Linked DNA regions of Homo sapiens: region 1 is linked to region 2. A link is an interaction called in ENCODE POLR2A ChIA-PET data of the cell type or tissue named here. Cell type or tissue: GM12878. All regions are shown on one strand. Each heading gives the region's core, and the rest is flanking DNA. Links, peaks and the distances in the headings are about the cores only.

Evidence for each region. ChIA-PET counts read pairs that join two places held together with the same protein. Peaks named below come from ENCODE experiments on the same cell type or tissue, not always from the same donor. Only the 100,000 strongest peaks of a DNase experiment are listed, where the experiment ranks them.
Region 1: POLR2A ChIA-PET joins it to region 2 with 5 read pairs; 4 of 35 experiments call an interaction of 5 or more read pairs at or near these places.

What each region holds. Positions count from the first base shown.
Region 1 is chr11:102,414,504-102,426,826 of GRCh38, reverse strand. All of the region lies in intron 2 of TMEM123 (transmembrane protein 123), which reads left to right. Among named protein-coding and RNA genes, the nearest start is that of TMEM123, 32 kb to the left of the region's middle. RefSeq lists an enhancer at 5,943-5,992. In GM12878, for the core only: no CTCF peak of the experiment used is centred there; a DNase peak (open chromatin) is centred at 6,126.
Region 2 is chr11:102,585,990-102,598,312 of GRCh38, reverse strand. It overlaps MMP20 (matrix metallopeptidase 20), which reads left to right. Exons shown (of 10, transcript NM_004771.4): 7 at 3,556-3,692; 8 at 4,718-4,874. Among named protein-coding and RNA genes, the nearest start is that of MMP20, 33 kb to the left of the region's middle. In GM12878, for the core only: a CTCF peak has its summit at 5,139; no DNase peak of the experiment used is centred there.

The sequences.
Region 1 (12,323 bases), core at 4,512-8,511, 170 kb after region 2:
TCAATCTGTATCTTTGTCTTCTAGTAAGTAAATTTGCTTTCATTGTTAAACAGCAGCAACAAAGGGACACCAAAGATCTTTGCATACCTTACTTGGTTGTAAACTTTTTGAAGTCAAAGGTAATTTTTCTAACTTCTTTGCAGTAGCTAAAACTTACATAGCAGCCTCTTTAAGCAGGGAAAATTATTGTAAAGAAATTGCTCTTAGATAACTTTCCACTCAAGGGTTTTAAGCTTTTTGTTTTGTTTGTAAAATCTTTTACGATGAGCACTTTGTAAGTCTACTAGTTAGCTCAAAGCAGTTCTCCTTGAGGACCCACATCTACTCCAGGCTGGGAGACAGAGCGAGACACCATCACTTAAAAAAAAAAAAAAAGATAATAAATATAGAGGGAAATGAATTGTGATGCGGGCGTAAAAGTGCTGTCTGCATCGGCTCCCTTCTATTACTGCTTCCTAAAGTTGTTGTGAGGATTAAATGAGTTAATGTAGGTAAGCATTCAGAACAGTGCCTGGCACATAAGTGCTATGGATGTGTTAACTGTTATTATTGTTAAGAACGATCTAAACACAGTGGTCAGGAATGGCAAAGTCAAGAGTTCTGATAGGATACTATGGTTATTTAGACTCAAAAGCAAAGCTGCCAAAATCCAGCTGACCTTCCTTTTGATATTTAGAGGAAATTCTGTTACCTAAGACTGATATTTCATTATAGCCACTCAACAAATGTTCATTTGTACATTCTATGTGTTGGGCACTGTGCCAGGTACTGGGGGAGCTACAGAGACATGACATAAATATCACCATGAGGTGCTTAAAATTTAATTGGAAAGTTAATAAGAACAAAAATAACTATAGTAAAAGGCCAGTATGCTAAGTACAATAATAAAGGTGCAGATAATGTAAGTGAGCACTCAGAAGAGGGAGAGCTTACTTTCAGTTAGGAAAATCTCGAGGGCCGGGCACAATGGCTCATGCCTGTAATTCCAGCTCTTTGGGAGGCAGATTGCTTGACTCCAGGAGTTAAGACCAGCCTGCACAACATGGGGAAACCTGTCTCCACAAAAAATACAAAAATTAGCTAGGTGTGGTGGCACATGCCTGTAGCCTCAGCTTCTCGGGTGGGTGAAGTGGGAGGATCAACTGAGCCTGGGAGGTTGAGGCTACAGTGAGCTGCAACCATGCCACTGCACTTCTAGCCTGGGCAACAGAGTGAGACCTTGCCTCAAAAAAAAAAAAAAAAAGAAAAAAGAAAAAAAAAAAAACAATCCTGGAGGAAACAGTGCTTGACCTAGGTCTGAGTGGATGTGGCATTGATAGATGGACAAACGAAAAACAGACAATGCTTTTTATCAGTATCATTGGAGGACACAACATGAACAGTGGTGAGGGGGAAGGAAATGGGTCTATGCTCAAAAGAAGGTCCAAGCCAACCATCTTTATTATTTGCACATAACCTGTTATAAAATGATACTGCTCGTGTTCATAACAGTGGACCGTAACCATCTGTTGAGCATGATGCTGTTGCCAAGCGTTGTTGTTCAAGGTGTTTCATCCTTGTTCTTACATTCCATACAATAACCATATGAGTTAAGTGTTATTTTAGCTATTTTAGAGATGAAAAAAGAGCTACACAGAAGATGACTGTGCCACAATTTCAGCACAGAACTGGTTGGCGTAAAAGCCTCTGTTTCTTTCTGATATTCCTGGGTGCTGCTTGGAGATCACAAGTATTTGATTGACAGATATTAGACACATATGCTATCATCTTGAGAATAGAAATGGATACAAATTAGGATATTCTTCATTCTTGCTTCTGTATTTTCAACAAACAGGTTTTCTGCCTCTAGTGTTTCCTGGAAACACCAAATAAAAACATATTTTTGTCTTTGACCAAGAGTGTGCTTCTGAAAAACTTGCTCAGTGAGCATGCAATCAGTACAGCATTGGGTGTTCTGGAGGGAACATTCATTCTGGCTGTAGTGGCTTGAGGACCCATATCTACAAGCTTTGACCCGCTCCCTTTTCTGTGCCAGGTAAATAGTCTTATCTATATAAATCAAATTTGAACTCTTAGAATGAAACTCAGGGTCTTCTGTGCCCTGACTCCCCTCGCTTACTGAGTTTCTTTTTTTTTTTGAGACAAGGTCTTGCTCTGTCACCCAGGCTGGAGTGCAGTGGTGCAGTCTTTGCTCATTGCAGACTCCGCCTCCTGGGTTCAAGCGATTCTCCCACCTCAGCATCCCAATTAGCTGGGACTACAGGTGTGCGCCACCACGCCTGGCTAATTTTTTGTATTTTTTAGTAGATGTGGGGTTTTGCCATGTTGGCCAGGCTGGTCTTGAACCTCCTGGCCTCAAGTGATCCACCTGCCTTAGCCTCCCAAAGTGTTGGGATTATAGGCGTGAGCCACTGTGCCTGGCCCTGAGTTTATTTTCAAATCTGTAAAATGGCAGTAAGTGTACTTCTATAAAGTATATGGAATACTTGATAAAGTATTCACTGCTTTATAAATACATGATAAAGTATTCACTGCTTTATAAATACTGTTTTTATAATCATAGTCTTGTGAGACAGTTACATGCTCAGAGGTTTCTTTATAAATACGTAGGGGTCTTTGTTCCTACACTTGAGTGGCTTCAGATGGCTTATATTAGCTTTTGTCTCCTTTTTGGTGACAGACTCAACTGTTGTGTCTTTGTATTGGCATTATGCCTCCCTCTAATAGCCCACTCCTCCCTCAATTTGCTGCTTTTAATCAGCAGTCAACTAGGAAACCACATAATAGAACTTGTTAGCAGTGTGTCTAAAATTAAAGTCATTTTGTTCTTTTCTTTTACAGGAGATGATTTTTTTAAAAAAATCTGAATTTGTTTAAAACTTTTATATATTTTTTAAAATCTTGATAGCCTTTTAAAAATTGTAGGAGTTAATAATGCACGCACTTAATATTTTAAGTAATGCAAAAGTGTATAAAAAAATAAGTATGCGTTCCTCCCTCCCTTTGTCTTCCCAATACCTCCCTAGAAATAATCACTGTTAGCTGGTGTGACTGTACAAAAAAGGCATACACATAATATTGTACAACTTGCTTTTTTGACTGAACTATGAATTACTGATTTTTTGTGTTAATACATTTTTGGTTATCTATTGATACATAGCAGAACCCCAGAACTAAGTGGTTTAAAACTACGCTTATTATCTCATGGTTCCTATGTGTCAGGAGTTTAGAAGTAGCTTAGCTGGGGTCAGATCTGAGGTTGCAGTCATGAAGGCTTAACTGGGGATAGAGAATTTTCTTCCAGTGTGGCTTGCTCACATGGCTGGCTATTGGCAGACAGCCTCAGTTCTCTATATGAGGTTCCCCATAGGGCTGCCTGAGTATCTTCACAGCATCATGCCAGGCTTCCCTAAAAGGGAGTGGACTTTAAAGGGAGCTGGGAGGGAGCTATCCTTATTATGACCTAGCCTCAGAAGTCGTATAGCATCATTTCATTCTGCCCTGTTCTCAGAAGAGAGTCTGGTTAGGTCCACCCACAAGAGAAGTGGAATGAGGCTTCACTTTTTGAAGGGGGGCTTATCAAAGAATTTATGGGCATATTTTAAAACCACCACAGTATGTATAGCTGTATCTCATTCATTTGCATGTTTGCACTGTGTTACATAGTAGGGATATACCGTAATTTTTCCTTAGCCATGCCCCCATTTGTGGTTATTTTTACTCTTCTAAACAGTGCTGCAGTGAACATAAATACACACCTTTAGCAGCTTGAGCTAGGATTTAGCTAGATTCTTAGAAGTGGGATTGTCGAGTCAGTAGGTGTTGGGTTCTGAGGGCCTGAGAGGTAGCTCTCCTGTAACTAAAAAACCTCAATGTGTACTAACATGTTTTATCTTTCAGCTCTGTTCTGGGTAGATTGTTCAGAAAGGTATTGGAGTTAATCATTGCATGATGCCAGACTCATGGAAACATAAAACATCTTAAAACATAGCTCTTAGGATAAAAATTTTAAATACTGTGAGAAATGAATGAAATAGAGCTAAAGATGTCAACATGAGTGAAATTCATAAACATAATATTGAGTGCAAAAAGCAAATACATTTTGCATGATGCTATTTATATAAAATTTTAATGTATGAAAAGCACGGTATTATGTTGCTTAGAAATAGATTGGTGTGAAGTAAAAATAAAGAGAAATGTGTGAGAATGATAAACCCAGAATTCAAGATAGTGGTTATTCTGAAAGGGATGCAGTTGAGGAGGGGCACACTTTTTGGGGATTTCCTAATTGGCAGAATGATGAGAACACAGATGTTTGTGTTATTCTCTTCACTTTTTTTTTCCTTTTATTTGGAGATGGAGTGTTGCTCTGTCAACCAGGCTGGAGTGCAGTGACACAATCTCGGCTCACTGCAACCTCCCCCTGCCAGGTTCAAGCGATTCTCCTGCCTCAGCCTCCCGAGTAACTGGGATTACAGGCGTGTGCCACCACACCTGGCTAATTTTGTATTCTTTAGTAGAGACAAGGTTTCGTCATGTTGGCCAGGCTGATCTCAAACTCCTGACCTCAAGTGATCCACCTGCCTTGGCCTCCCACTGTGTTGGGGTTACAGGCATGAGCCACCACACTCGGCCATTCTTTCCACCTTTACCATCAACATTAGTGATGAAGTGTGTACACTGTATTGATTGATGATGATTCTAGTGCAGTGAAGATAGTGGTAAAATTAATGCCTAATCAATATGTACAGTTAATATCAAATACGCCAGACTCTAGAATTCAGGTAGATTTTTGTTAAGAAACACTAAACTAATGACAAGAGCACCAGGCTCAGAGCAGCTCAAAGACCTAAGTTAAAGTGTCTTCACTGCCACCTCCAACAGCACTTCAGGGCATTTATTTAACCTTCTGGGTCAGTTTTCTCATCTGCAAATTGGGAGGAGCAAACCCATCTCCCATTGATGTTCTACAGATCATGCGAAATTTTTTAAAAATTAAAAATATGAAAAGCATCTAGCATGGTGACTGCACACAGCATATGTTCAATATTTGCTTCCTCCTTCCCCAGATTACTGCCATCTTCAGTTTGGTACCATTACTAACATTAAACAATATGTGTTTTTAGTAACTGGCGAAGTTTCCATTTTTCCTTTGTCTTGCAAGAAAACATGTTCAGTATTAAATATTAAATTTTCTAGTGCCTTTACACAATGAATTAAAATTATTTACTAGTATACTAAACTGTACAGTTGTCATCTCTAGGGATTTCTTTTGTGCTGACATTCGAGCAGACAGTTTTTTTTTTTGCTGACTGAATATCTCTTTGTTGTGGTGCTTTGAGCTTGTTAATGACCAAATTCTTATGTGGCAGCTGCACATTACACATGCTTATTCCCCGTGTTTAGACCATAAATCTTCTGTAACTGAGTGACAGCACCACCTGCACAGCCTTTCAGGGTTGCAAATACAGCTCTAATAATGTTATTTCAAAATATTCCAGATGTGTTTTTTCACACATTTTAGTCCCGCTGTGACAATAAAATGATATTTTAGAGTATGAGAAGTTGTTGTTGTTATTATTTCATGTGGATTTTATAATGGAGACAGACTGATAGTATGTCTTGTATGCAGGTTTATAGAACATGGCATATCAAGAGTATTTGGTACATACCCAGTGGAGGTTTATAAAATACTTGGAGTAATTCTGAGCTTGTTTATGTTGTTATTTTTCTGCCTAAAGTCTGTTTATCCCCTAGTTTTTTTGTTGTTGTTTTCTTTCGAGATGGAGTCTTGCTCTGTCACCCAGGCCGGAGTGCAGTGGCACCATCTTGACTCACTGCAACCTCCGCCTCCTGAGTTCAAGCAATTCTTGTGCCTCAACCTCCAGAGTAGCTGGGATCACAGGCATGCACCACCCCACCTGGGTAATTTTTGTATTTTTGCAGAGACAGGGTTTCACCATGTTGGCCAGGCTGGTTTTGAACTCCTGACCTCAAGTGACCCACCCGCCTTGGCCTCCCAAAGTGAGCCACCAGGCCCGGTGGCCCCCTAGTTTTATCATTCTTAGTCAGCAATGTGTTAAAGGTTAACAGTGGAACATTGACACATTCACTCATCTGTCCTAACCAAAGCTTCTTGACTTTGTGATACTGCTCCTTGTGACTGGCAGCCTAATAGTGATGAAGTGCAGGGACTCCTTAGCCAACCTGAGGAAGTCTAAATCTTGGCTCCTCCCCTTACTAGTTTGTGACCCTAGGCAAGTTACTCAACCTCTTTGTGCCTTAGTTTCATCTGTAAAATGGGGATGACAATAACATCTGCCTCCTAGGGTTATGAAAATTACAAATGTTTATAAAATACTTAGAACAGCGTTCGGTGCAGAATGAGCACTGTTGAAGTATTCTTTGAATACTGCTGGGACAGACAGATACCTATAGAGCACACAGGGCTCAGCTTTTGTGAGCTCATTCCAGGTCAGATCTATGCCTAGACAGTAAAAGACATTTGCTGTTCTCTTAGTCACGTTAGTAATACAAACTGATAAGAATAGTGAGGAATATAAAACATTAACAATGATGCTTTCCCTTTGGCCAAACCTAACCAGAAGCCTTGGGGGGCAAGGGAGCCTGTCAGTGCAGTCTGTAAGTGTCACCTCTCAGGGCAGAGAGCAGGCTGGATGAGGATGGGGAAGGGATCTGGAGATGCAAATAGTTTCTAAGACAGAGTGTCTTAACTCCTATATAATTCATGTTTGTGCATATTTTTATATAAAAACCATTCTTCCCCATTGCCTTCCAGTATACTTTCTAAGTTTCTACAGAACGAAATTTGGCCTCAGCATGTAACTGGAAGGGAATATAAAAGTTCTGAGTTGCTTACAGTGTATTTCCTGGATTAATATTTCAAGGCTTAAAACAAGGGAGAAGCAGTTCATTTTCTGCCTAATCCATAAAAGCCATTCCAAGCATGGGAGAAATGTTGAAGAGCTGATGGATAGAATTGATAATGCTGCCTTGCAGCTAGAAATGCAGGCAGAACTACCCACCCCATCTTAATACCTCTAATCCACACTAATAATTTGTGTTCCTAAATAGAAAAATTGAATTCTCCTTTTAGATTAAATAAATCTGTTCCTTATTCAGCCATCTCATTATTCTTCTAATAGAGACCTATTGAGCTCACTTTACTATTTATGTCTTCAAGGGTATAATGCTAGTGTGGAATATACTGACTTTTAAAAGTAGTTTAAAAAATGCTTTTAAAAAGCCATTGTCTAACAGACTGGACACGCAGTTGCCCTGGGGAGTTTAGGTAGCTGAGAGCTGATGAAGGAGGAGACTTTCTAGTTCTCTTGGTGATTTCTTGCTAGAGTACCATTTAAAACTCCTTCTGGAGGTTTGTGAAGGAACCTTTCTTGCCTCACACCATTGGATTAATTTCATGTCCAGGCAGGTATACAAGGTACATGATTAACCCTGGTTTGACAATTGATGTTGATAGCTAAAAGTACTTATTCAGGATATGAGGAAACATGAATAAGGATTGAAATTAAATATGGATGAATGAATGAATGAACGTTTTTAGTACAACGTGTACCTTAATTTTTAGAATAGTAAACATGAAAAGCCATAAACTTGAATGCATGCACTTTTTGTTTTTCTTTTATTTTAGGCTCGAGGGTACATGTGCAGATTTGTTACATGGGTAAATCATGTGTGACGGGTTTGGTGTACAGATTATTTCATCACGCAGGTAATGAGCGTAGTACTCAATAGGTAGTTTTTCCATCCTCATCCTCCTCCCTGGTCCTACCCTCAGGCAGGTGTTGGTGTGTTATTCTTCCCTTCTTAGTGTCCATTGTGTACTCATTGTTTAGCTCTCACTTATAATTGAGAACATGCAGTATTTGATTTTCTGTTTCTGTGTTAATTTGCTTAGGATAATGCCTTCCAGCTGCATCCGTGTTGCTGCAAAGGATGTGATTTCATTCCTTTTTATGGCTGTGTAGTATTCCATGGTGTATATTATTAATACCACATTTTCTTTATCCAGTCCGCCACTGTTGGGTATCTAGGTTGATTCCATGTCTTTGCTATTGTGAATAGTGCTGCAGTTAACGTATGTGTGCATGTGTCTTTATAATGATTTATATTTTGGGTATATACCCAGTAATGGGATTGCTAGGTCAAATGGTAGTTCTATTGTAAGTTCTTTGTGAAATCTTCAAACTGCTTTCCACAGTGGCTGAACTAATTTACATTCCCACCAGCGGTGTATAAGCATTCCTTTTTCTCCATGGCCTTGCCAGTATCTGTTATTTTTTTATTTTTTACCATTCTGACTGGTGTGAGATGCTTTCTCACTGTGGTTTGATTTGCATTTCTCTAATAATTATGTTGAGCATTTTTTTAATATGCTTGTTGGCTGCATGTGTATGTTTTCTTTTGGGAAGTGTCTGTTCATATCCTTTCAATAAGGGTTGTTTTTTGCCTGTTCATTTAAGTTTCTTATAGATTCTAGATATTAGACCTTTGTCAGATGCATAATTTGCAAATATTTTCTCCCATTCTATAGGTTTTCTGTTTACTTTGTTGATAGTTTCTTTTGCAGTACAGAAGCTCTTTAATTAGGTTGCACTTTTCAACTTTAGCTTTTGTTGCAGTTGCCTTTGGTGTCTCTGTCATGAAAGCTTTGACAGGGCTAATGGCCAGAATGGTGTTTCCTAGGTTTTCTTCTAGGGTTTTATTTTTTTTTTCTGCTTCCCTCCCTTCCTGTCTTCTAGGGTTTTTATAGTTTTAGGTTTTACATTTAAGTCTTTTTAATTCATCTTGAGTTGATTTTCATATATGGTGAAAGGAAGGGGTCCAGTTTCAATCTCCTGCTTATGGCTAGCCAGTTATCCCAGTACCATTTATTGAATAGGGAGTCCCTTCCCCATTGCACTTTTTTTTTTTAAACTTTATCAAAGATCAGATGGCTGTAGTTGTGAGGCTTTATTTCTGGGTTATCTAACCTGTTCCATTGTTCCGTGTATCAGTTTCTGTACCGATACCATGCTGTTTTGGTTACTGTAGTCTTGTAGTATAGTTTAAAGTCAGGTAGCATGATGACTCTAGCTTTGTTCTTTTTGCTTAGGATTGCTTTGGCTAGTTGGGCTCTCTTTTGGATCCATATGAATTTTAGAAGAGCTTTTTTCCACTTACGGTGGTTTGATATCAATAGCACTGAATCTGTAAATTGCTTTGGGCAGTATGGCCATCTTAATAATATTGATTCTTTCTCTCCATGAGCAAGGAATGGTTTTCTATTTGTGTTATATCTGATTTCTTTGAGCAGTGTTTCATAATTCTCGTTGTAGAGATCTTTCACCTCCCTGGTTAACTGTATTCCTAGGTATTTGTATGTTTGTGGTGGGGGAAGGGAGTGCTGCTGTGAATGGGATTGCATTCTTGATTTGGCTCTCAGCTTGGGCATTATTGGTGTATAGAAATGTTACTGATTTCTGTACATTGATTTTGCATCCCGAAACTTTGCTGAAATTGTTAATCAGATCTAGGAGCCCTTGGGCAGAGACTGGGGTTTTCTAGTTAGAGAATCATCATCTGCAAAGAGAGAGTTTGACTTTCTCTTGGTTACCTGTTATGACTTTTTCTTGGTTTCCTGTTATTTCTTTCTCTTGTCTGACTGCCTAGGACTTCCAGTACTGTCTTGAATAGGAGTGGTGAGAGTGGGCATTTTTGTCTTGTTCTGGTTCTCAAAGGGAGTGCTTCCAGCTTTTGGCCACTCAGTATGATGTTAGCCGTAGGTTTGTCATAGATGGATCTTATTATTTTGAGGTATGTTTCTTTAATACCTAGATTGTTGAGGGTTTTTAACATAAAGGGATTTTGAATTTTATTAAAAGCCTTTTCTTTGTTTACTGAGATGATCGTGGTTTTTTTAGTTCACATTATGTGATAAATCACGTTTATTGATTTGCCTATGTTTAACCAACCTTGCATCCCAAGAATAAAGCCTACTTGATCATGGTGGATTAGCTTTTTGATGTGCTGGTGGATCAGTTTGCTAGTATTTTCTTGAGGATTTTTGTATCTATGTTTATCAGGGATATTGGCCTGAAGTTTTCTTTTTTTGTTGTGTCTTTGCCAGGTTTTGGTATCAGAATGTTGCTAGCCTTATAGAATGAGCTAGGGTAGAATCTCTTCTTAATTTTTTGGAATAATTTTATATTTTATTAATATATGTCTGGTAGAACTTGACTGTGAATCGGTCTGGTCCAAGGCTTTTCCTGATTGGTAGATTTTTTTTTATTACTGATTTTATGTCAGAACTCATTATTGATCTGTTCAGGGTTTCAGTTTCTTCTTGGTTCAGTCTTGGGAGGTTGTGTGTTTCTGAGAATTTATCCATTTCTTCTTCCAGGCTTTCCAGTTTGTATACGTAGTGGTGTTCATAATAGTCTCTGAGGGTTTTTTGTATTTCTGTAGGGTTGGTGGTAATGTTTCCTTTATCATTTCTGATTGTGTTTATTTGGCTCTTCTCTCTTTTTTCTTTATTAGTCTAGCTGGAGTCTGTCAATCTTATTTATTCTTTCAAATAACCAACTTTTGGGCTGGGCATGGTGCCTCACACCTTGTAATCCCAACACTTTGGGAGGCCAGGGTGAGTGGATCACCTGAGGTCGGGAGTTTGACACCAGCCTGGCCAACATGGTAAAACTCTGTCTCTACTAAAAATACAAAAATTAGCTGGGTGTGGTGGCACATACCTGTAGTCCCAGGTACTTGGGAGGCCGAGGCAGGAGAATCACTGGAACCCAGAAGGTGGAAGTTGCAGTGAGCTGAGACTGCACCATTGCACTCCAGCCTGGGCAACAGAGCAAGACTCCATCTCAAAAATAATGATGATAATAATAATAATAATAATAACAACCACCAACTTTTGGTTTCATTGATCTTTTGTATGTTTTTTCACATCTCAATTTCATTGAGTTCAGCTCTGATTTTGGTTATTTCTTTTCTTCTGCTAGGACTGGGGTTGGTTTACTTTTGTTTTTCTAGTTCCCCTAGGTGTAAAGTTAGGTTGTTAATTTGAGGTCTTTCTAACATTTTCATGTGGGCATTTAGAGCTGTAAACTTTCCTCTTAACACTGCTTTAGCCATGTCTCACAGATTCTGATATGTTGTGGCTTTGTTTTCATTAGTTTCAAAGAATTTTTTTATTTCTGCCTTAATTTCATTGTTTACCCCAAAGTTAGTAATGAGCAGATTGTTTAATTTCCTTTAAGAGATCTTCCTGGTACTGATTTAAATTTTTATGCTGTGGTCTGAGGGTGTGGTTGGTATGATTTTGAGAATCGTAATTTGTTGAGAATTGCTTTATGGCTGAGCATTTGGTATGTGTCATGTGCAGTTTTAGAGTATGTGCCTTGTGCAGATGAGGAGAATGTATATTCTGTTGTTGGGTGGAGTGCTCTGTAGATATCTGTTAGATCCATTTGGTCAAGTGTTGAGTTCAGGTCCCAAATATCTTTGTTAGTTTTCTGCTTCAGTGATCTGTCTAATACTGTCAGTGGGGTTTTGAAGTCCGCCACTATTGTGTGGTTATCTTAAGAGTCTATAGGTCTCTGAGAACTTGTTTTATGAATCTGGGTTCTCCAGTGTTGAGTGTATATTTATATGGGATAGTTAAGTTGTCTTGTTGAGGTAACCCTGTATCATTATGTAATGCCCTTCTTGGTCCTTTTTGATTGTTATTGGTTTAAAGTTTGTCTGAAATAAGAATAGCAACCTCTGTTGTTTTTTGATTTACATTTGCTTGATTTTTCTTTATCCCTTTATTTTGAGCCCGTGGGTGTCATTGCAGGTGAGACTGGTCTCTTGAAGCTAGCTTACGATTAGGTTTTGCTTCTTTATCCAATTTGCCATTCTGTACCTTTTAAGTGGAGCATCTAGTTGGTTTACATTCAAGGTTAACATTGATATGTGTGGATGTGATCCTGTTACTGTGTTGTTAACTGGTTTCTATGTAAACTTGGTTGTGTAGTTGCTTTGTAGTGTCATTGGTCTGTGTACATAAGTGTGTTCTTGTGGTGGCTTGTAATAGCCCTTTATTTCCATGTTTATCCCTCTCTTAAGGACCTCTTCTAAGGCAAGTCTGGTGGTAATGGATTCCCTTAGTGCTTGCTTGTCTGAAATGAATTTTATTTTTCCTTTGCTCATGAAGTTTAGCTTAGCTAGATACGACATTCTTGGTTGAAATTTCTCTTCTTTAAGGGTGCCGAATATAGGCCCCCAATCTCTTCTGGCTTAGAGGGTTTCTG
Region 2 (12,323 bases), core at 1,206-5,205:
CTGTTCTTTTCCAAGAGGCTTATAGATTTTTTTGTTTATATTTTAAATCCATTCACAGATGTATAAGGAAGTTACTTGCTATCATTGTTTTTGTGAGTTTTACTTCACTTATTACTACAATCTATAGGTCTAAGGATGCAAATTGTCTGAGTATGTTACTGTTTTATTGCCACAAGACATCATTTTTTTCATTAGTTTACTGAAATTTTTCATGACTACAGATTCTTTTTGAAATTTGTGATAATTTGGCCAGGCATGGTGTCTACGCCTGTAATCTCAGCACTTTGGGAGGTGGAGGCAGGCAGATCACCTGAGGTCGGGAGTTCGAGACCAGCCTGACCAACATGGAGAAACCCCACCTCTACTAAAAATACAAAATTAGCCGGGAGTGGTGTCACATGCCTGTAATCCCAGCTACTCGGGAGGCTGAGGCAGGAGAATTGCTTGAACCCAGGAGGCGGAAGTTGCCATGAACTTAGATCACGCCATTGCACTCCAGCCTGGGCAACAAGAGTGAAACTCCATCTCAAAAAAAAGAAAAGAAAAGAAATTTGTCATAATTTATATAAGTGATGGATAGCATTTATTTCTATCCTATGTGCACATTATATACATTACACTACATCATAGTGGTGTTTAAAGCAGGGTTTCTTAACATTGACACTACTGGTATCTTGAGCCAGATAAGTCTTAGTTGTGTTGAGCTGTCTTTTGCATTAGGATGTTTAGTGGCATCCCTGGCTGTACTCATTAGACTCCAATAGCACTGCTCATCCCCACCTGTGACAACCAAAATTGTCACCAGATATTGCCTAACGTCCCCCAGGGTGCAAAATCACACTTGATTTACAATGACTACTTCAATTTAGTCCTCACGATATCCTACATCAATATTTCCTTAGTAAGGAATTTGAGAGTCTACCACTTGTGAAAAGTTTCAAGAGTACAGTTTTCCTTTGCCTGAGCTCGTAACTACTACCCTTTACTACTTCTCATGTTGAGTCATTCAAGATATCACTGTCCCAAAACTTCAACTAAAAAGTAGGACTTAGCTTTGCCTAGAGTTGCTTGTTGATTTTTAAGTGAGAAATGCAAGAAAATGCATCTGGCTTTAGAGTGATCAAAGAGAAAGCAGCTGGAAGTCTACTACACCTCATCAGAGACATCATTCAGACAGAGCCTAGTTTTGGGAAGACATATCTGCTCCTCTACCTCCCCACTTTCCCCACATGGCCTCATCATTATAATATTCTTAAATGCACACTTTGTGTCTTAGCACAGCAACTTATAAGAGAAAACATTTCAGAGCTATGTATTGAATTGCATTAATTGGAACACACTTGCTCTTCAGGTTTCATCCCAGGTTCCCAATTAATCCAAGAAGTAGTTGCGGGATTCTGGATACCCAAAACTGTATTCATTACGAGGTGGTGGAGAGAAAAGGGAAAAGGGAAGCAGTCCCTCTGGCCTTCAGAAAAGCCCAGGTCTGATTGGACAAAGGGTCAAAGTACAAACAAAGAAAAAACCAGAGGTCACGAGACTGAGCATGAGCAAGTAGGTGAGATCGGACATGTGACTAACCTCAAGGCAGCTAGAGCCTGAGCTGGGCCGTCTCTGCCCCTCACCACCAGTGACCTTTGGGCCAGCAGCCCTTCTGGATCTCAGTTTTTCATCAGTTAAAACATACGCTTTAGATAAGGCTGTGATGTTTGGGGCTTGTGTATTGTCTATGGAGGGTGCCCAATTACCAGGTAATTAAGGCCTAAGCAAATAATACCTTTTCAAACTAACAGTATCTATCCATATGGCACCTTACAGTTTATAATACACTTTCATATTCATTATCTCATTTTATCCTTATAATGGTCTCATGATATTGGCCAGGAAATTATTTTTCCCATGTAAGCTGATTAAACTGAGGCTTGGAGAGGCTGGTCAGCAGTGGAGTTAAAACTCTAGCCCACATCTTCTCAAACACAATGTGTTTTTCCTTCTGCACCATGATGCCTCTTACGAAACATGAGGAAATATTTATCTTTTCCCAATACATTCCTTTTTTGGATTTTATCATCAGCTTAAGTTGCCTCATTAGGGATACCTTTATTAAGCCCCTAAATGCAATGGGATATACTTCTTGTGTGTTCTCAAAGTATCCTGAACTTAACTCTTCGTAGCACCAATCACTCTGATCGTTACTAATCAGTCTCTACTATTAGATTGTAAACATATTGAGGGCAGGGCCGACATCTTCTTCAGTGTTTCATCCTTGATGTCCACCACAGTGCCTGATGATAGGTGCTCCATAAATATTTGTTAGATTAACTGAATAGGAAAACTCTACATAAAATTTGGAGAATTCCTAAATTAGCCACTAGGAAAGTTCAATGTCAAAATTTTATTACAGTTTCCCAGTCCCCAAATAATCCTGTGAAGTAATTCTGGGCTCCTAAGAAGACAAGTAAATTATTCGTGTTTTATAAAAAATGATTTTCATCTTCAAACTATAAAATAGAGCACATTACATTGTCAGTTTCAATCCAGTACCCTCATGGGTATACTGCCACAATTTTATGACTATAATATTGGGTAAATGGATAGATGAATTGCTAAGCCTTAAATCAATATGTGTGTACTAGATTTTCTGTTAACTAGCCATCAGACTCAAAGATGTAAATGCTTCCAGCGCACAATTATGTAGGCAACACCATAACTTATGATTATTAATGTTTTCGCTATTTTTACAGGGTCTAATCAGCATGACTCAACCATAGACTTCTGGTTCATTTACATACTATTCACAATGTCCACCTTCTGGATCATAGTTACCTTTGTAAGATTTTAACTTTTAAAAGATCAGAAAAGGAAAGAGAAATTTGTATCAAGTGATATTTGGAATGGGGGGGTGCATAGCTTAAATGTGTAAATAATTGATACTATTACTTTGCTATATTCTTTCATTATTTTGAACATCCTTAAATAAACGAAGGAGAGGGGATCACAGAAATGCTAAGACAATGAAAAGGGAGTAGAAACTGTTTACCAAGGTCCAAAAAGTTGTGTTTTTCCTTAAAAACATGGCAAGGGTGGAATGGACATGGTCATTCATGTCTGTAATCCCAGCACTTTGGGAGGCCGAGGCAGGTGGGTCACTTGAGGTCAGGAGTTCGAGACCAGCCTGGCCAATGTGGTGAAGTGAAACCCTGTCTCTACTAAAAGTACAAAAATTAGTGAGGCATGGTGGCACACAGCTGTAGCCCCAGTTATTCGGGAAGCTGAGGCAGGAGAATTGCTTGAACTGGAGAGGTGGAGGTTGCAGTGAGCCGAGGTTGCAGTGAGCCAAGATCATGCCACTGCACTCCAGCCTGGGCCAAACAGCAAGACTCCATCTCAAAAAAAAAAAAAAAGAAAAGAGAAAAAAAACAAGGCAAGGCAAGGCAAGAGCAAAGGGCATTTAGTGAGTGGCCTCTGAGTACATTTCAGTCAAAGTGCAATTTTATATGTAAATCAATCATTGATCTTGATTTTTTTTTTTTTTTTTTTTGGAATGTCCCATAGGATTTTCTGGAGACGGCAGGTTCACTTGCGGACAGGAATTCGGCCCAGCACTATTACCAGCTCCTTCCCCCAGCTCATGTCCAATGTGGATGCAGCTTACGAAGTGGCTGAGAGGGGCACTGCTTACTTCTTCAAAGGTACCCTACAGATCCCTCAAAGAAAGAAATGGCAGGGCTGCAGTGCCCCATTCATTTGGCATATCTAGCCCTGCCAGCATTTTTCCAGTCATCATGGAGCACATTTCAGTTGCTCTTTGTCCTCAGGTTGGGTATGAAATGCCACCCTACATTTGTTATACCCGACATTGTGTAACAATGGAAATGATGGCAGTGGCCCTGAGAACCAAGCCTGTTAGGCTAGTAAGGCACTGTGTTAGGTGATAGTGCCTAGGGAGCTAGAAACATGGTCCCTGCCACACAGGACCTCTGCTCAGAGTGACAGTGTATACTCTACTGACATCCTTTAATAAATAAAAGCCAGTGTGGAACTCAGTGGGAGGTAAACAATACCCTTACTTCTATGCTGTGGTCAGAAGCAGCCAGGAGAGGAGGACGCCTTTGACTTCAGGAGGTGGACACATATACCAATCTCTGGCTCTAGCCCTTTACTATTTGAGTGACTTTGGAAAGTTATCTAATGGCTCTGAGCTCCATTTCTTCCTCTGCAAAGTGATTATAGCAATATAAACCTTGAAGGTGCGTTGTGACAATGGCGAGCCAATGGAAGTTATCCAGTAGGTGATAACTATCAGTTTTAGCTTATATGTTCTTGATACTGAGGGATAAGGTTAGAAAGCAAGTGCCAATTTAAGTAAAAATCATGACATTTGCATGTCACTTGCCCATTCTCTCTCGTAGATCTATGAAGGTGAAATGAGATTATAAATGAAGGATATCTTGAAAGACATAGTATGTTAAATGTAAAACACAATTTTATCAATGTTATTGCTTTCTTAAGGCATAACTAGGGACTTTTGCCTCCAGGGAAGTTTGAAGTCTTTTACTGAACTGAATAGTTAGAAGCTTATATCTCTTGTTGGGTTATAGCCATGGCAAGTATCCCATAAACTAACCCCATTTAAGAGCCTTCATAGAAATCTTTATGAGAGAAGTGCATCACCAAGTGGTGCAGAGTTTTCGTAAACTTTAATTTCTGTTTTCAGGTCCCCACTACTGGATAACAAGAGGATTCCAAATGCAAGGTCCTCCTCGGACTATTTATGACTTTGGATTTCCAAGGCACGTGCAGCAAATAGATGCTGCTGTCTACCTCAGGGAGCCACAGAAGACCCTTTTCTTTGTGGGAGATGAATACTACAGGTATGGCTTTTTTCCTTTTTACTATCTATCTTTATTTAATGAGAATGATTTTAAAAAGATAAAAACCCTTCCACGAAAGAATGCAAAGCAAGTTTGCGATAGGCCCGTTGACTCTTCTCGGCCACTGGGGTGCGATTTACAGATGGTTGACTGTCTTCAAGATATGGAACCATCAAAATGATGAGTGAAACCTTCATTCAATAATCCCATTGTTTGGTCTGTAGGACTTGACACATCCTGATCTTTCAATGCACTCATTAACCGGACACCTAGTGGCCTAAAAGCGTAGATGCAGCATCACCAAATCCCTAACTACCCACTGAGAATGCCTGACTTTGCTGTTATGTGACCATCAAATGCATCCCACAATACTCCATGATTTGGGGCAAAATGGAGATGGTCCTGACCATGGGTCTCTTTGAAGGATAGTTCTGCTGGAAGGAAAAGGCCTTATTGCTTAGTCCTTTTATCCAGCCTAGAATATGAAAATCCTTCTTATCCAAAGGAAAACATATAATTTCAATTCCTGTCCTCAGGGGCTTCGTATGAGCAAGTCTGAATCAGATGTCATCTGTCATCCAATCACTGCACATAGGGTCACACCTTATCTTAGCTACTGAGTTTCTATCCTTAGTTGACTCATGTTGAGGAATGAGAGGAGCTCCTTCAAAGATCACCTCTGCCTCTGCACAGCTTTCCTCTGTTCCCAGTTTTCTCTTTTTTGCCTGTTTATCTAAACATCCGAAGAGAAAAGCAAAAGCAGATTCTAAGCAGGTGACAATGCTAGACACCTTAGGCTCATGAAAGGGTCTTGAAGAAAACAGGAGAGCACCCAACTTTGTTCCAAGAGCTTTCATTTTATTTTCTATCACGTATTTTAAATAATCATTTTTGTGGTATAAAAGAAATTTCAAAACAAATATTTGTCATCTTATTCTATCTGATTCATATTTTCTTCCCCAATTTGGAGTTGAGAAAATAATATAAGTGAGGCACATAAATATATTTCATAAGAAAGCAAATTTCTTTTATAAAGAAGGAATTGCAAACAAATATGGACTCTGCTGACTCTTCTGGGCCACTGAGAGCCCTGGAAGCATTGCTCAGTGTCATGCGGTGTCATGAGCTGTCACTTCCAGACCAGTGTTTAAGCCACTAGGCCAGCTATTTTTCTCTCAGACCTTCCTTTTTAAAACATGATGACAGGAATTCACTTATTAAGGCCCTAATATCTGCAAGACAGAGTATGATTCTCTAAAGTCTTTCTTTAAGATAAGGTGGCTGTAGTCACACAGCAGATATACAGGAAGATAGGTATTGAGAAATCCAATTCCCCTGGTGAATTTTCAGAGAATAAAATCAAGAGATGCATGTGTAAGCACGTCTGTTGGAGTATGAGGGCGTTTATGTTAGGATTATTCAGTTAATGTTTTAAAGGGTATTCACAGTGTGATTCTCAATGGGGGAATTATCCACTCTCCCATTGTCTCTCTTGCCCATTTATCACCTGATCTTTGGTCTAATCTACCACCCACCAGCACCTGCAGTAAAGCATATACCTTCAGCCAGGCTGGATTGAAACTTAACAGCTAAGTTAAGAGATGTGGGCAGAGGTTCAAAATTCTCTGTAAGTTTTAGGATGGGGAGGTCAAGGCTCTCTGATTTTAGTGATGCTCTTTGCCCCCAGAGAAAATCGTACTGTACCTTTCCAACTGGGCCTCTGTGAGTGTCTACTAAGGAGAAGTCTTTTGTAATCTAGATAAATAGATTCACCGAAAAGTTGGTCTAGGGCATTAACTAAAATGTTAACAAGCTCATTTTTCTGGTTAAGGAAGGAAACCATCGTAGGCACTTCTAACCTTCTCAGGTTACAGAGGGTATTAAGTGATGTAATGCATGCAGACACAGATACCTAGCAAGGTCTGCATAGAGCAGGTGCTCAAAAAGAGTTATTCTTCAGCAACAGAACTTATATGGTAACTAACAAATAATTTCTTAACAAGTTGTGATGCATAACAAATTGCTTAAACCTCAATATTTCTCTGAGCGGCGATTCAGTCAAAAATCTGGTCAAAGGGAATTTCCTTTTTAAATACTGAAGGCCCCTAACATTGGACTGAAATTGCTGCTTTTGGCAAAACATAGACAATCCCTTCAGCAATGGCAGTCTTCTACTTTACGCACTCCAACACATACACTGGTGTATGCAACAAGGAGTAAGACAACCCTCACCTATAGCTCAAAAGTTTAGAGAAACCTATTGTACTGGCCCTATTCATAAACACCCCTGAATTCTGCACAGTGTGCTTTACAGGGCCTCATATGTGTGACATCTTATTGTCATATGAAGCCTTCTATTGGTTTGAAATTTAATTTAGCCACTAGTATCAGAGACCCCAAAATAATTGTGGCTTAAACACATGAGGGTTTGTTTTTCTCATATGTGTAAAAAGTCTGACAGTTTAGAGCCAGTATGGCAGGCTGGTGATCAACAGGGACCCAAGTTCCCTTAAACATTTTGCTCTGCTATTCTTAACACATACTTGCATTCTCGTGGTTGCCTCATGACTCGAGGTGGCCAGGGGAGCTTTAGTCATTATGTCCCTACTGTAGAAGGATGGAACTGAGAAGAAAGGACAAAGGAGATAAATGAAGTTTTGTAGGTAAGCACATGGCCATACTCAAAAATATGGAAGGTCCCAAGCCTCAAGTTATGGAATAAGAATTTCACTACATTGACATCCACTGAAAGTGTGTTAGGTTTTATTTGTCTTAGACATTTCTCAAGTTCTTCCTTGCTCCTCATGCTAGTTCAGTCTGTGACGTAAGTAATGTGCCAAGGGAAGAAAAGTCTCTGGAAATTCTGCAAGAACTCCCAGAGTTTGGACCCAGTTTTAGTGAATGAAATGCCATGAGGAAATGACCGAGGAACTTCCTCCACAGAGGATTGAAGGTTGGCTTGGGGCCAGGTTGGATTAGGCTCTAAAAGGGAGGACCCATGTCTCTGTGTGGTAGTTACTTATAGGGGAGCAGCGCACAGAGGACCACAATGTCAAATCCAAATAGGAGGCTCTACTATGTTGATGCCGTTACATGCTACATCAGCAAATGACATATTGGTTAAACTTTGCCAACTAGAACCACTTCCCCTTACTTTTATTCCTTCCTATTCTCTTTCTAGCAGGCCCTAATGGTTCCATCAGTTTTTCATTTTTTACATTATTTCCACTACCTATGGCTGATTTCTCCTTTTACATATTCTTCCTTGCCTACCAGTAGCAGAGCAGTGGCTACATCAAGGGATTTCTGGCAGCAGGGGGTGTCACCACCTCCATAATTCTTCAAGATAGTCAATGATTTCTGAATTTTATGCAAAGTGACTTGCAAATCTGCAGATCCTACCCCTTTTCAATCATATTGCCCCTCTACCCTGAATCACTCTTTCTGTACAGTCAGACTCGGGGCATCATTGCTGCAAAGTAGAATACGTCTTCCACATTCTCTTCTTCCTGAATGCCTCAGAAATACTAGAAATAGATGTTTTTATTTGAGGATTTTATAGTCACCATAAATAAATAAATAATAAGTAATAAAAATAAGATGAAATAGGGTTCAAAAATCTTGTTTTTTCATGTTTTAAATTTTAAAAAACTTATGACTAAACTACCACATTCAACCTACATTTATTAGACATATTATGTGTCAGCCTGTGTACTAGTGACATTCAAGAGAAGGTGTAGAGTTTGCTGGTTAAGAATGGGCAGAAGTAAAAAGTCCTAGTGTTAATCTTAACTCTACCAACAATTATCTGACAATTTGGATCACCTTTCTGTCTGTTTCATCATCTGCAAAATGGGGGTAGAAATAGTATACACTTCCTAGAATTATGGCATTGAAAGGGAAAAATGTGAAATGCCTGTCACATAATAAGCATTCAGCTCATGTTGGGTGTTATTAATGCCCTCAACAGATCTTACAGTTGAGGGTAAATATATAGATAAATAACTAACAGAAATCCAAGTGCCAAAAGTGCTCTGATACAAGACTTCATGAAGATCAGTGGGTCAAAACAAAGAGGAAATGGCCAACTTAGCAAAATTATCAGGAAATAATTCTTAGAGGAAGTGATGGCTGAGCTCCACTTTGAGAGTTGTGTAGGAGTTTCCCAGACAGAGGGTGAGGTGCGGGTGGGTGGCTTCCAGGCAGAGAAAGCAGTTGAAGCAAATTTACTGATGCACAAAATAGCATGTGAGCATGGGGAAAACCTCAAACAGTTCAGTATGACTAGAATATAGACTAAAATCAGAACGATGGCCCAAGGAAACCAGGTTACAGATCATGTAGTGTCAATGCCTTTCTAGGGAGATCAGTGTTTATTCTGCAGAGAAGAGGGACATGTTAAATACCTTCCATAAGGGAGAAACTCAATAAGATTAATGTTATAAAAATAACACTCCCCTAGCAATGTGACTGAATTAGAGGGAAACGAGACTTGAAGCCAGATAAACTAGTTAGGCCAAAAGGCAGTGGAAAGCATACTCAAAGTTCTCAAAGAAAAGACTCAACCAAGAATCTTATATCCACTAGAGTTATCTTTCAAAAATGAAGGAGAAATAAAGACATTCCCAGAGAAACAAAAACTGAGAGAATTTGTTACTTGCAGATTGCCTGACCAGAGATACTAAAGAAAGTTCTTTAGGCTGAAAGCAAGTGAGCTTAGATAGCAATTCAAGCCCCCACAAAAATCCAGAGAGCATCAGTAGTAAGTGTAATTATGTAAAAGACAGTATAAATGCATATTTCTTCTTCTTTATTCTCTTAATTTAAAAATGGAAAATCAATTATATTAAACAATGTGCATATAATTGTATAATTGTATTGTTAAGGCTATGACATGTAGAAATATACTTGTCAATAATAATATGAAGGAAGTAGGTGGGAGCAAAACTGTATTTGGCTAAAGAAAAGACACTAGATGGTAACTAAAATTCACAGGAACAAAAGAACAGAACCAGAAATGGCAACTAAGAAACTTAATATAACAAAAGCTGCAAATATATACATCTTCTCTTTTCTCTTCTCAGCTTCTTTAGAAGACATTAAATTATATAAAATAATAATTATAACAATTAATTTGGGGCTTCAGATGTAGATAGATACAATAGGTATAACAATAATAACACAGAAGGAAGGGGAGAGAAATAGAGTTATATAGGAGTAATGTTTCTATATCTCACTGGAATTAATTTAGTATAAGTCTTAAGCAGATTTTTATAAGTTAAGATGTATATGGCAAGCCCTACATCAACCACTAAGGAAATCACTTAGGAAAATACAGTTAAACAATTATAAAAGAAATTAAAATGTTACATTAGAAAATTTTTACTAATGCAAAAGAAAACAGTGAGGATGAATAGAGGAACCAAAAAGACATGAGTTATACAGAAAACAAAAAGTAAAATGGCAAGCATAAATTCAACTTTATCAATAACATTAAATGTGAATAGATTAAACCGTCTAATCAAATGGCAAAGACTGCCAGATTGGATTGTAAAAAACAAGACCCACCTATATGCTGTCTACAGCAGATACATTTTAGGTTCAAAGATACAAATAGATTGAAAGTAAAAGAATGGAAAAAATATATCATGCAAATAGCAACCATAAGAAAGCTTGAATGGCTATACTATTATCAGGCAAAACAGACTTTGAAATAAAAAATGCTACTAGCAATAAAGAAGGACATTTTATAATGACAAAAAGTCAATATACCATGAAGATGTAATTATAAACATATGTGAATCTAACACAGGGCCCCAAAAATGTATGAAGCAGTAATTGACAGAAATGAAGGGATAAGTCAATAATGAAACAATAATAGTTAAAGATTTCAATACCCCACTTTCAGTAATGGATAGAACAACCAGAGAGATCAACAAAGAATAAAAGACTTGAACAATACTGTAAACCAACTAGACCTAACATATATCTATAGAATGCTATACCCAAAAAGAGCAGAATACACATTCTTTTCAAGTGAACATGGAACATTCCCCAGAATAGACTATATGTTAGGCCACCACACAAGTCTCAACAAATTTAAAACAACTTAAGTCGTACAAGTATCTCTTCTGATCACAATAGAATAAAGCCAGAAATCAATACCAGAAAGACAACTAGAAAACTTACAAATATGTGGAAATTAAACAACATACTATTAAACAACCAATGGGTCAAAGAAGAAATCACAAGGGAAATTAGAAAGTACTTAGAAATAAATGAAAATTAAAATACAACATACCAGAACTTATGAGATGCAGTGAAAGCAGCACTCAGAGAAAAAAATTATAGCTATAAAAGCCTATATTTAAAAAGGAGAAAAATCTCAAATCAATAACTTCACCTTCCACTTTGAGATAATGGAAAATCAAGAACATATTAAACCTAAAGCAAGAAGAAAGAAGGAAATATAAACATTATAATGGAAATAAATAAAATAGATGATAAATAAACAATTTGAGAAAACCAACAAAACTGAAGGTTGGTTCTTTGAGAAAATAAACAAAGGTGACAAACTTTCTACTAGATTGATCAAATAAAAAAGAAACAATTTTTTTTTTTTGAGGCGGAGTCTTGCTCTGTCCCCCAGGCTGGAGTACAGTGGCATGATCTCGGCTCACTGCAAGCTCCGCCTCCCGGGTTCACACCATTCTCCTGCCTCAGCCTCCTGAGTAGCTGAGACTACAGGCACCCGCCACCATGCCCAGCTAATTTTTTTTTGTATTTTTTAGTAGAGATGGGGTTTCACCGTGTTAGCCAGGATGGTCTCGATCTCCTGACCTCGTGATCCGCCCACCTCAGCCTCACAAAATGCTGGGATTACAGGTGTGAGCCACTGTGCCCAGCCAAAAGAAAAAATTTAAATTACTAAAATCAGAAATAAAAGAGGAGACATTGCTACTCACCTTACAGAAATAAAAAAGGTCATAAAGGAATACTATGAACAATTGTATACCAATAAATTAGATAAATGAAATGGACAAATTCATAAGAAGACACAATCTAGTAAAACCGAGTCAAGAAGAAATACACAGTCTGAATATGCCTACAATAAGAAAAGATATTAAAGCAGTAATCAAAAACTATCCACAAAGAAAAGCCCAGGCCCAGAAGGGTTCACTGGTAAATTCTACCAATACATTGAAAGAAGAATTAATGTCAATTTTTTTACAAACTCCTCCAAACCTTAGAAAAGAACAGAATTAATACCAGTTTTTCACAGACTTTTCCAAAACATAGAAGAGTGGAAAACACTACCTAACTCACTGAAGTCAGCATTATCCTTATACCAAAACCACACAGAAACATGACAAAAAAATAAAGCTTCAGACCAGTATCTATTGTGAATATGGCTACAAAGATCCTCCAAAAACACCAACAACCTAAATC